2 separate regions of the Homo sapiens genome follow, and region 2 is linked to region 1. Evidence: read pairs that join two places in POLR2A ChIA-PET (ENCODE). Cell type or tissue: PC-3. All regions are shown on one strand. Each heading gives the region's core, and the rest is flanking DNA. Links, peaks and the distances in the headings are about the cores only.

The links. ChIA-PET counts read pairs that join two places held together with the same protein. Peaks named below come from ENCODE experiments on the same cell type or tissue, not always from the same donor. Only the 100,000 strongest peaks of a DNase experiment are listed, where the experiment ranks them.
Region 2: POLR2A ChIA-PET joins it to region 1 with 5 read pairs; 2 of 35 experiments call an interaction of 5 or more read pairs at or near these places.

The regions. Positions count from the first base shown.
Region 1 is chr6:38,269,238-38,272,160 of GRCh38, reverse strand. All of the region lies in intron 8 of BTBD9 (BTB domain containing 9), which reads left to right. Among named protein-coding and RNA genes, the nearest start is that of BTBD9-AS1, 210 kb to the left of the region's middle. In PC-3, for the core only: no CTCF peak of the experiment used is centred there; a DNase peak (open chromatin) is centred at 1,590; H3K27ac peaks cover 1,385 bases.
Region 2 is chr6:38,373,675-38,376,597 of GRCh38, reverse strand. The region is part of intron 6 of BTBD9 (BTB domain containing 9); the gene reads left to right. Among named protein-coding and RNA genes, the nearest start is that of BTBD9-AS1, 110 kb to the left of the region's middle. In PC-3, for the core only: no CTCF peak of the experiment used is centred there; no DNase peak of the experiment used is centred there.

The DNA.
Region 1 (2,923 bases), core at 275-2,774:
CCCTACCCTACTACTTCCATCCCCTTTAGTAGGGCTCTAGAGGGTAGTGGTCAATGACTATCCTATCAGTTTGAGAATGTAGCTCCTGGGCACTTGATCAGTTCAGGGAGTAACGAGGGTTTGGGAATGGAAATGGTTTTCATTTTTAATTGGAGCTGCTGCTGCTGCTGCTTCCCCCCCTCCCCCCACATTTTCTTTGTAGTTCTTTTAGGAGAAATACCAGAAATTTAGGGTGAAAGGCAAGCCAAGAATTGCCACTGCAGTTGTCACAGTAACAAAAATGAGATTGTGACTACAGCACAATCTAAAAGCTCCATGTAGAATTTGCTGCATTAAAATCTCTTGAAACAACAGAAGAAAGAGACTTTAGACATTTCTAGGCTAAGCTCAGCCTTAGTTTAAACTGTATCTTTATTTCTTACCTTGGCGCCATAACTCTTTACTGCTCAAATAGAACAGCTTTAGTTTTCTGTCTATGCCTGGGGTTGGTAAAGTTTTTCCATAAAAGGACAAGTAGTAGATATTTTAGGTTTTGCAGGCCATACAGTCTCTGTGGTGCAACTATTCGACCCTGCTGAGGGGCATGGCTGTGTTCCAATAAAACTTTATTTACAAAAATAGGCATCCACAGGCCATGGCTTACCAATGCCTAATCCATTCAGTTCCTTTCCTCACTAACATTTCTGGCCCATACAGGTAAAAGTGAAGTGTTAGGGAAGTTCATTTGCCCCTCATGGTTTCAAAAAAATGTGAATAATAATAATAATCCTGTTATTGAAAGATAGGAATATTAAAATCAGCATTTAGTTTGGGGACAATATATAATACCATGACCACTGGGTTTTTCCTACTGTGTTTTGTTATTGAATGAGCCTTGTGGGCTGCCACAAGGAGGGGCCAACAGGAAGTCCTGGTGGATGAGGCTTCATTCCCCAACTCTGACCTCAGAAGAGCATTTCTACTTTAATCTGTTTTAGATACTGAGATTCTGCCAAGATGTTGTTTGTAAAAGAGATTCTGCTGCTAAAGAATATTTTTTTAAATATTGGTTTATATTTCTTTGCAAGTTGTATAATGCCTCTTTATAATGGATACTTTATAAAAGTGCCAAAGATTTATCATATATCGCTTTGTAATTAAAAGGGAAAAATAGACTTGAAAAAGGAATCAGAAATCACGTACATTAAAATCCATCTCCCTCCTTTCCCCTATCCCCCTACCACCCACTTCCCAGATTATAAATCTGAGAGGATACAGTTGTGAAGCAAGACAGAGTCAGAGTTGGGACTCCTGCCTCCCATCTGAAACTACTGCTATTCATTACACATTCCAAGGAATTGTGGACAGTAGCCTTGTGTCCATCAGAGGCCCAAGGAGAGTCATTGCAACCCTTTGTGGTCCTAATAGGCTAAGGAAATAACTAGTAACTTCACTGTTTTCCTTTTACCTGCTCATGCTACCTCTTCCTTTTGGCTGCTAGGAGCCTCCAAGCTCCTCATTTCCCCCAGGCTATTCATATGTATCCTTTGTACACAGTTCCAGCACCAGCGCCTTGGAGGTTACCTCAGGGATATTTCCCAGCCCCTGACACCCAAACACTCTCATGTGTGACTCAGATAGGCTGGGGTCCTCTTCTGCCCCACCACAGGAATATCAATGCTGGCTCTTGGGGATTCAGTGCCAGAGTGGGAGGATCCTGAGAAATCTGAGATCTCACCCACCTTTGGCATGATTTCTTTCCTGGCTTGTGAAAATTCCTGATCTTTTTTGTCTCTACCTTCCTGAATGGGAGTCAGGGCAGTGATGCAGAGGGGTAGTGGGGGGTGGGGGGTAAGCTTGCATGTGCATTGGATGGCTGCATGGCACGAGGACCGTGTTCTCAGGATGCCCATGTAGGTCCTATCAGCCAAAATAAGAAGAAAGTTAAAAGGGGTCCAGCAAAAAGGATTATAAGGCATAGAGGACATAAATGTTTGTTCTTGATGAGGAAGAGTGAGCCGGCTGAACAAAAGAAACAGTTTAATTTGCAGAGTGCAATATTCTAATGAAGCCTCATGCTGTGCTTGAGTCAATGTCGCAAGGTCTAGCTGCAGCAGGGCCTTAGCTAGATAGGAGTGATTTATTCATCTCTGCTTCCATCACTCAGATTTCCTTCTCTCAGTCATCCAGTGTCTATCACCGGAAAGCCTGGTTTCTGTACGGTTTACCCTGGTAGCTTGCCTGGAATACATTTTGAAGGATTAGTGTACATGGCACGGAGACTGGCCTCTGTGCCCAGTACACTCTGGTGAATATTCATGTCGGCACCTGGGAGGGTTATTTCTAGAAAGGCAATTCTTGCAGAATACATTCCAAAGAGGGAATGCTTTTCCTGTCTGATGTTCCCTCAACCAAACAAATGTGGAAGAAGGGAAGCTACTCTGCAGTTCTGGGGAGTATTCATGAGACAGAAACAACATCCTCACATCTTCTGCAGCAGTGGGGAGAACTGCAAACCCTCCCTTTGCAGAGCCTTTGCCTGGGCCTCCTGTTCAGTATAGGTGATCGCAGGGAAAAAAAAAAAGCAACTGCCCATTTAGCCTTTGGTCCTATGACCCACACCAGTTTGGTTTAATTACAGCTGTTTAGCAGTTAGGAAAGCCAGCGTTATTAATGTTCAGCTGAAAACGTTTGAATTAAAACTTGTGATCCCAGCTTTGAAGACCTGGATCAAGAAAACTATACTGAGTGGCCAGTGATCAAAAGAATTGCACTGAAAAACTTAATGAGCCATTTTTTCCTCTAGCTGCTACAAAAAAAAAATACATAAAATGTTGCTTTATTTTTCTGGCTTCTCACCATTCTTCAAAAGATTTATCACACAGTTACATATTAAATTGATTAATTATCTTTTGTTTATAAGAATTTATAGTTGGTAGTTAGG
Region 2 (2,923 bases), core at 114-2,613, 100 kb before region 1:
ACAGCTTTTGTTTCTGGATTTAGAATAATTTTATTACAGTTTTCATTTTGTTTAACTTGAATGTTTATCTGCATGCAAGCCTTTATCACTTGAGATGTGTGTATTTTATACATTAACCTCCTTAGGTGGTATTGAGATCACATAGATTGTGAGAAAGTTCTAGCATTTAGGATAAATTTTCCTTCTTTTAATTTTATTTGTATTTTTTTCTCAATTCCCTGTTTCCTACCACATTAATATATATTACCCCTAAAATTAATTTTCATCCTTGGAATACTCTTCAGCATTATTTGTAGCGAGCAGGTCCATATTTAGCTGGCCCTTAGTCCACTTGTCTGTGTTGAACTCTTACAATATTTGAGCTTAAATCATTCCCTGTGAGCCTTTCTTCACACACATTTTTACCCTAAATTTTCTTTACTTTGTATAACATCTGTCTTTTGTGGGGGAAAAAAATGCCACATGGGCAATTTTTCTTTTGTGGCTTCCTGTACTCATTAAGCAGCAAGGGATAATTTGGAGTTAGCTTTTTGCTCCTAAATTTTGGGTATGCTTTCTGGTTATATTGAACATGACATATAAGACAGCAGACTTAGTTTTATTTTCTTGTCATAGTTATGCCTACACGTTTTTTCTTTCTTTCTTTCCTTCTTTCCTTCTTTCTTTCTTTCTTTCTTTCTTTCTTTCTTTCTTTCTTTCTTTCTTTTCTTTCTTTCTTTTGTTTGTAGACTCAAGGTTAATTGCTTTGGGAAAGTTTTAGTTAAGTCCAAATTTACATTTTTATTTTAGTAATAAACTGATGTCCAAAACCTACTACTTCTATTTTAAAAGAATTAATGTTGCACAGTATGCAGTGTTTGTGTGTTTATCCTTCGCAACCAAACCATAGCTGGATTTTCCAACTTGCCCTTTTCCACAGACCTTGTCTTCTTTGAAGAAATCTATTCAATAATTCAGATAGTTAAATTCCTCTGAGCAAGAAAAGATCTGATATTGTTGTCAGAGTTCAAATATCTGGTAACCCTTCATACTGTGGTTAGCAAGTGATAGACAAAAATGTGGAAGATGTTCCCAGACTCAGCTGTCTGACTTTAATACTTGCTGACTTTTCATCCTCTGTAGTTAATGGATGCAATGACTAGAATTTGGTCCTGAAAACTGTAAGCATCTTCAGGGTGCAGACTTTCTAACTCACACTAAGACTTCTTAATGCCAAGCCCCTCACACAATAGCATGCATTTTATGATTGCTTAGTAAATATTTGACGCTGGGGGCAGGGACAGAAGAAAAAAATATTTGATGCTAATAAAAAGCAAGATACAAGCAATTTAGTTGTCCAAATAAACCTTGAGCATGACTTTGACCAAGTCTGTGTTTTATTATTACATTGATTGTCAGTACTTTACATTCTGAGGAAAAGATCATGTGGACAACTCAATAGCATTTCTTGCATTAACTTTCCTGGCACTTATCTAGTCCTGGCACATCTTGCCTCCTGACTTCTTCAACGCTGGTTTTATCAAGGGACTTAGAATTCCATAGATGGAAGGAATATTGAGAATGATTCAGTATATACTCCTGCCTTAAAGACAGAAACATATGAAAGACAACTGCAAGCTTCTTTTTCCTCCCTCAAATCTCCAGAGTGATGGCTATCACATCTCAGCTACGCCTAGTGACTGCCTTCTGTTTTTGGACATTGTGTTCCAAAGATCACTAAAATGTCGCTGCCAACTCTGACTCCAATTCCTTGCCACTATAGTCAGAGGAAAAAAGCCAATGATACTTCTCTAAGATGCAGTGGGGGTATCCATAGGTCTATCAGTGCTTTCAGGGCCACATAAAAGGTATTGATTTCGTGCTGATTTCTATGCAGGGTTAGTTGTCTCTGAAGGTGTCTGTTGTGTGTGTGCAAGAGCTGGGGGAGGTGGGTAATGTCTGAATGTATGCAGAACTTTTTTTCCCCAAATAATTTGTTTTAAATTGAAAACACTTCATTAAATGGTTTGTTCATTTTATTGATTATGCTAAAAAAGAGATGTCTCAACTGGGGGCAGTGGCTCACACCCTTAATCCCAGAACTGTGGGAGGCTGAAGTGTCAGAGAGACAGTTGTTTTATTAGGATACAATAAGTTAAAATATTTGATTTAAAAATAATGTGATTCTTTAGAAATTTCTGAATATTAATGTACCTCTGAAGTTTACAGAATGTAACTTTTCGGTGCTGTCTCTCCTTACTCTTATATAGTTTGAGTACAGATTTTATATACATATATATATATATATATACATATATATACATATATATATATACTTTTTTTTTTTTTCGACACAAGGCCTCACTCTGTCGCCCAGGCTGGAGTACGGTGGCACAGTCTCGGCTCACTGCGACCTTTACCTCCCAGTTTCAAGCGATTCTCCTGCCTCAGCCTCCCAAGTAACTGGGATTACAAGCGTGTGCCACCACACCTGGCTAATTTTGTATTTTTAGTAGAGATGGGTTTCACCATGTTGGCCAGGCTGGTCTTGAACTCCTGACCTCAAGTGATCTGCCTGCCTTGGCCTCCCAAAGTGCTGGGATTATAGGCCTGAGCCACTGCACCTAGCTGAGTGTAGATATTTAAAAAGCTGATTTTTCAGAAAGATGCTAGGCATGGAAGCAGAGTAAAATGTTGCTTGCCTTAATATCTGTATATCCTTTTTCAGTTTTGATTTTTAATGATATAAACTTTTAAACTTGAATTTTAAACCAATGTTAACAAGTTTTGCTGGGTGAGGTGGTGGCTCACACCTATAATCTTGGCACTTTGGGAGGCTGAGGCAGGAGGTTCGCTTGAGGCAAGGAGTTTGAGACCAGCCAGGGCAACATAGTGAGACCCTGTCTCTACAAAAAATAAAAAAGCTGGATGTGGTGGTGCACAC